Linked DNA regions of Homo sapiens: region 2 is linked to region 1. The links are chromatin loops, found by intact Hi-C in ENCODE. Cell type or tissue: psoas muscle. All regions are shown on one strand. Each heading gives the region's core, and the rest is flanking DNA. Links, peaks and the distances in the headings are about the cores only. Region 1 holds the start of MSTN (myostatin). Region 2 overlaps ANKAR (ankyrin and armadillo repeat containing).

Region 1 (2,925 bases), core at 155-2,654:
AAATCTCCTTTGGCCTAGAAATATCTTCTGTTTCTTGCTGGCTATGTTTGCTTAGCTCTTTAATAGTTCATTTGACTAGATCTTGTGGCTCCCAAAGCTAAGGTTGAACGTTTGATCCCTACAGAGGCCACTTAAATTTAGAGAACAAAAAGCTCTATTCTCTGCTCCCAGACTTTACCCCAAATCCCTGCCAGGTGTCTGCCCTCTGGTCAAAATGAGAAATTGGCAAAGGGGTGCAAACATATCGCAGTATTGGGAAACAACAAAAGGTCACCCCTTTATCATGATGCTCTTTCTCTTTTATGTGCTCATAATATTCTGATATAATTTATAGAGAATAGATACTGCACTTTTTACTCTCTGGATATTTACTGCTGGAAATCTGAGGCAAACTGTAATAATCTCTGCCATGCCAGTTATAAAATTCATTATCTTAGTCTATGTTCAGAGATTTTTCTACTAGCTGGCATTACCCTCTTGGTAATAAACAATGAAAAACACATCTTCTGAGTTATGTTAATCTGCATCTTTAGAATAGGAAATAATAGCACTCAGTCAAAAGTTCAGTATAATTTTCATATTAATAAAAGACATGAAACTATGTAAAAATAATTCCATGCACAATATGTTATAATAACAATGACTTCCAATATTTACTAAGAATTTAGTCAGAAAACAAGTTTCTCAAATTATAGATGAAAATTCTCAACTAGTATCATAATCTTAACTTTTAATTCAGGTCTTCCTAATTTTTATTTTCCTAATTACTTGGCACTAAAAATAATTTAATACAACAAATAAAAATATTTTCTACTTCAAATACTTGCCTAAACAATATAAAATCATTTTAGTTTTTGAGGAAGTAATATTTCATATTTTAAATATGTAGTATAAATTAAAATTGACTTATTTAAATTACAATAAGAGTTGTGTGAGGATTAGTAAGATTTAAGTACAGTTTATATTATTGCCAACATAGACTTTTGTTTTTCAAATGTCACAAATATCTTTTATTATTTGTAGATTTATTTCTTTTATGAAGTAGTCAAATGAATCAGCTCACCCTTGACTGTAACAAAATACTGCTTGGTGACTTGGGACAGACAGGGTTTTAACCTCTGACAGCGAGATTCATTGTGGAGCAAGAGCCAATCATAGATCCTGACGACACTTGTCTCATCTAAGTTGGAATATAAAAAGCCACTTGGAATACAGTATAAAAGATTCACTGGTGTGGCAAGTTGTCTCTCAGACTGTACATGCATTAAAATTTTGCTTGGCATTACTCAAAAGCAAAAGAAAAGTAAAAGGAAGAAACAAGAACAAGAAAAAAGATTATATTGATTTTAAAATCATGCAAAAACTGCAACTCTGTGTTTATATTTACCTGTTTATGCTGATTGTTGCTGGTCCAGTGGATCTAAATGAGAACAGTGAGCAAAAAGAAAATGTGGAAAAAGAGGGGCTGTGTAATGCATGTACTTGGAGACAAAACACTAAATCTTCAAGAATAGAAGCCATTAAGATACAAATCCTCAGTAAACTTCGTCTGGAAACAGCTCCTAACATCAGCAAAGATGTTATAAGACAACTTTTACCCAAAGCTCCTCCACTCCGGGAACTGATTGATCAGTATGATGTCCAGAGGGATGACAGCAGCGATGGCTCTTTGGAAGATGACGATTATCACGCTACAACGGAAACAATCATTACCATGCCTACAGAGTGTAAGTAGTCCTATTAGTGTATATCAACAGTTCTGCTGACTGTTGTTCTAGTGTTTATGAGAAACAGATCTATTTTCAGGCTCTTTTAAACAAGCTGTTGGCCTGTATGTAAGTAGAAAGGAAAAGAGTTTCTCTTTTTCAAGATTGCATGAGAATATATTAATGAGACAAAAATCTGCTGCATTATTTGTTTTCTTATAGAGACAAAAAACTAAAAAATAAAGTACTTGCATAGCATTAATTTAATAAGGCAAATATAGATAGCATGCTTATGCTTTCACAATAATACCACCAAGGCAAGGACTGGGAGATACTACAAGCAGTGTTTAAAACTTACATTAGATTTTAGAATTGTATTTAGTTGTGTAAAATAAGTTTTTTTCACTAATAACAGAAAAAAAAAAAGAAACTTGCTGGATGTTTAAGCTTACTTGAGCACTGCTGAAAACCTCAAGTGATTTCTGTTATTTGAAACTCTCTCAGTAATTTTTTTGTTCTTCACAGTTAAAAATTTAATTTTGAGAGCTATTACACTGAAGAATATGCAAAAATTAAATATCTTAATGTGTTAGTAAGAACAATAATGAAGTAAACATAGCATAATAATCATCATGAACTAAATATTAGAAAATGCCTAAGAAATAAACATTTTAATTGGGTAGGTTATGGCTCACAAAGTCCTCCTTGTACCTTGACCATAGTACTATTATTGAGAGTACCCAGTTTGTGTACTTCCAAGCAGGCACAGTGCTTAATAACCTTCTAAAATATTTTATTCTTCCTGAGAGGGAGGGCTTTTACCTGTAGTATCTACACTGCTTCTGACAGATAACATATTTCATACAATTCCTTTTGCAGTCAGCTCAAAAGAATACTTTCTCCAGGAAAGAGAAACAGGCACCTTGACAGAGAAGGCATGGCAAGAAAAATTTTGTGTTACCTGTTATCTTGCTTTAATACAATGCTTTATATACTTTAAACAAGACTCCAAACAGTTTTAAAATATTATTTCCCTTATTAAGTAATCAGGTTACAATGCAGCAAAGAATTTCCATTTAAGACTCTGCTATCAAATAGGTCTGGAGCAGATTTACCTTTTATAGACAATTTTGGAAAACCAAAATAAAAGAAATTGTTAGTGCTTGTGCTTACATGACAGCCTGGCCCTAAAGACAATACTTTCGAACTTTTCAGATAG
Region 2 (2,925 bases), core at 337-2,836, 380 kb after region 1:
CCTAGGAAGAAAGTGGACAGTGGTGTGGGGTGAACAGGAAGAAGGCATTCCAGATAGAGGACAGGGAATGAACAGAGAAAAAAACAACCCAACTCACATTACTCGCTTGTGATAATAAATAAGTTCCCATTTTTTCTCAATATTTCTATTAAAAGTTCCCTTCTCCTATTTTGCTATCATGAGATGTTTTCTTCTTTCCTTCCATCCTCCTAGCCTTCTGGAAAGAGTCTAAGAATTTATGAATTAGATGAAGGGATCCACCCTAACTAAAATGCCTGCTGAGAAAACTGGGTAACATGGCCAGATTTTTGGTGTGCTCTATTCTCTACTATTGCTACTGTTTTTAAAGAATGATGTTGCTGGTGGTTTGTAGAGTGCAAAGCTATGTGAGAGATAAAGGTTAACTTGGCCAAGACGGATTCCCAGCAGTCTGCCCTCTGAAAAAGAGTTGGCTTTCTGCACAATTCCTTGGAAATCCACTGTAGCACAGTGTTTAAGGTAATCACATGGTCAGTTGCAAGGTGTGAACACAGTTTCCCAGTCATGCCAACAGAGGAGCTGCTGTTTTCCCAAACGTGAATGGTGATATAACAACTTACACTGCTGCTAGCTTGACACCATGTACCTGCAATTACAAAGCTTGGACACCAGCTCTCTGATCATGCCAGGGGAGAGGTGGTACACTCCCTCAATCTCTAACACTAAGCTTGGAAGAAAGGGCTGCAGCCAAGTTTCCATGAGTCACACTGTGTATCAGACACCTTTTGTTCCCTACCTCACATCCTTTCAGACCACATTTTTAAACTGTAGTTTTTGCTCCACACAGACTTGACCTGACTGTACCTTGCCTCAAGTGCACCACAGGATTATTTTTGCCCTGAGGCTTCTCTGCCACTGCTGTTAGACTCCTGATGGAACCCATCCAGCCATTCTGGTGTAGGAACAAATCTGAAAGCATGAGCGAGTTAACCCTCCATTCAAACTTCGGCTAATGAGAGACAGCAGCCAGCGGATACACTTTTCCCTCATCTATCCTGTCTTAATCATTTAGAGCTACTGTAAGAAAAAAGCACAGACTGGGTAGCTTATAAAGAATAGAAAATTATTTCTCACAGCTGTAAAGGCTGGGATATCCAAGATCAAGTTAGATGTGGTGTCTGATGAGGACCCATTCCCTGGTTCATAGACGGTACCTTCTTGCTGTATCCGTACAGGGTGGGAGGGACAAGGCAGCTCTCTGGGGCCTCTTTTATAAGGGCATTAATCCCATTCATGAGGGGTCTGCCTTTATGAACTAATCACCCTCCAATGGTCCCATGTCCTAATGCCATTGGTGATTAGGTTTCAACATTTGAATTTTGGGGAGACATAAACATTCAGACCATAGCACATCCCTTAGGCTGGCAATTCTGCAGTGTATTCTATATGACTCCTCAGAGTGTCCCAGCAAAATAAATCCCAATTGCCCAAGTGGTGAAAAAGCTCGACAGCACATTCTTGGGTTGATGCTCCCTCCTTTTCTATTCACTTTTCCTGTCCCTCACTCCTGTTCCTTGGAATCATTTCTCAAAAACTAACTTGACTCACGTCCTTGTTTCTGATGCAATTTGGAGTGTAACCTAGGCTAAAACATCTTGCTATTGTATCCTGTCCTCTGACCTGATGCTTCTTTAATCATGTAGCATAAAAGCCCTGTAGCCCAATGGTTCAGGTCCCTTTCTTAGAGTCTGACCATTGGCCCTGTAGGATTTCACAGTGGTGCTCCAGGTGTGGTGCATGATGGGGAAACCTGTGCCTATTCCTGCTACTGCCACCGTGAGATTCCCCCTATAAACTACTTCAGTAGGTCTAGTATGTATGCTGGTGGTCATTTACCACTGCTTGCACCACACATTGTTGAAGTTTCTGAAGCAGACACCCAATGTGCAGTGGAGAGAGAAAAAAATATTTCTACTAGGTGTAATGCTCATCTTTTTTTCTTTTTTTTTTCCTAAAAGATGGGGGTCTCACTATGTTTCCCAGGCTGCAGAGTGGTGGTTATTCACAGGTGCAAACATAATACACTACAGCCTCAAACTCTTGGCCTCAAGTAATTCTCCTGCCTCAGCCTCCTGAGTAGCTGGGAATAAAGATACATTCCACCATGCATGGTTTTGATGCTCATCTTTGATTGGCCAGGAGCCAACAGTATTAAGCACTCTATTGTAAACACACCCAGCACTATCCCCAGGCACATGATAGTAGAGTGACTGGATTTGTTAAGGTTCCCAGCCTCATTTAAGAACAATTTTTAAAAGGTTTGAGGCAGAGAGCAGTCAGAATGCTGTTGCAGTGGAAAAGGGTGTTCTGTACTACAGTGTTGCAGTAGAGATAAGCCAAAGTAGATGATTTTGAGAGATATTTTAAAAGTAGAATCACAAAACTCAAGACATAAGTTTCATATCAGGAAAGCACTGATATTTAGCTAATATGCAACAATAACACCACATTGTTAAAATACTGAACCCTCAATTGGCAAACTGAATTGCTGCAGCCCCAAGCTCATTGAATACCTCCCTCCCCAGGGATCACCTGAAAAGCTCCATGATCCAGAAAAGGGTAAATATGACAAGCAGGAGGTCTCTGAGACCCTGCTCCAGCATTATGGCTGACGTCCATTCTGATTGCTCAGTGCCAATACTGTGCTGGTGGTTAAGTGTTTTGAGTATCAACCCTGAAAATGTAGGTGTAGAAAGCAGACAGCATTAGTCCTTTGGTGCTCTCTGTTTCCACCTACAACTTGATTAGAATGTTCCTATGTGTCTCTGATCCCCTTACCAGGTGCACCATTGCAAGGGAATCCTCATAGAGGGTGGCAACCTCAGATATGACACACAGATGGGTGAAATAGACCAGATCCTGGGCCATGAAGTGGCTTGATGTAAC

Evidence for each region. A loop is a pair of places that touch in the nucleus more often than their neighbours do. Peaks named below come from ENCODE experiments on the same cell type or tissue, not always from the same donor. Only the 100,000 strongest peaks of a DNase experiment are listed, where the experiment ranks them.
Region 2: it touches region 1 in a loop (5-fold over the local background); 4 of 110 quality-filtered maps call a loop at or near these places.

The regions. Positions count from the first base shown.
Region 1 is chr2:190,061,026-190,063,950 of GRCh38, reverse strand. MSTN (myostatin) reads left to right here and starts at 1,222. Exons shown (of 3, transcript NM_005259.3): 1 at 1,222-1,727. The coding sequence starts at 1,355. It also overlaps a transcript of AKAP19 not described here. In psoas muscle, for the core only: no CTCF peak of the experiment used is centred there; no DNase peak of the experiment used is centred there; H3K4me3 peaks cover 1,824 bases; H3K27ac peaks cover 2,377 bases.
Region 2 is chr2:189,681,370-189,684,294 of GRCh38, reverse strand. The region is part of intron 2 of ANKAR (ankyrin and armadillo repeat containing); the gene reads right to left. Among named protein-coding and RNA genes, the nearest start is that of ANKAR, 8.2 kb to the right of the region's middle. In psoas muscle, for the core only: no CTCF peak of the experiment used is centred there; no DNase peak of the experiment used is centred there.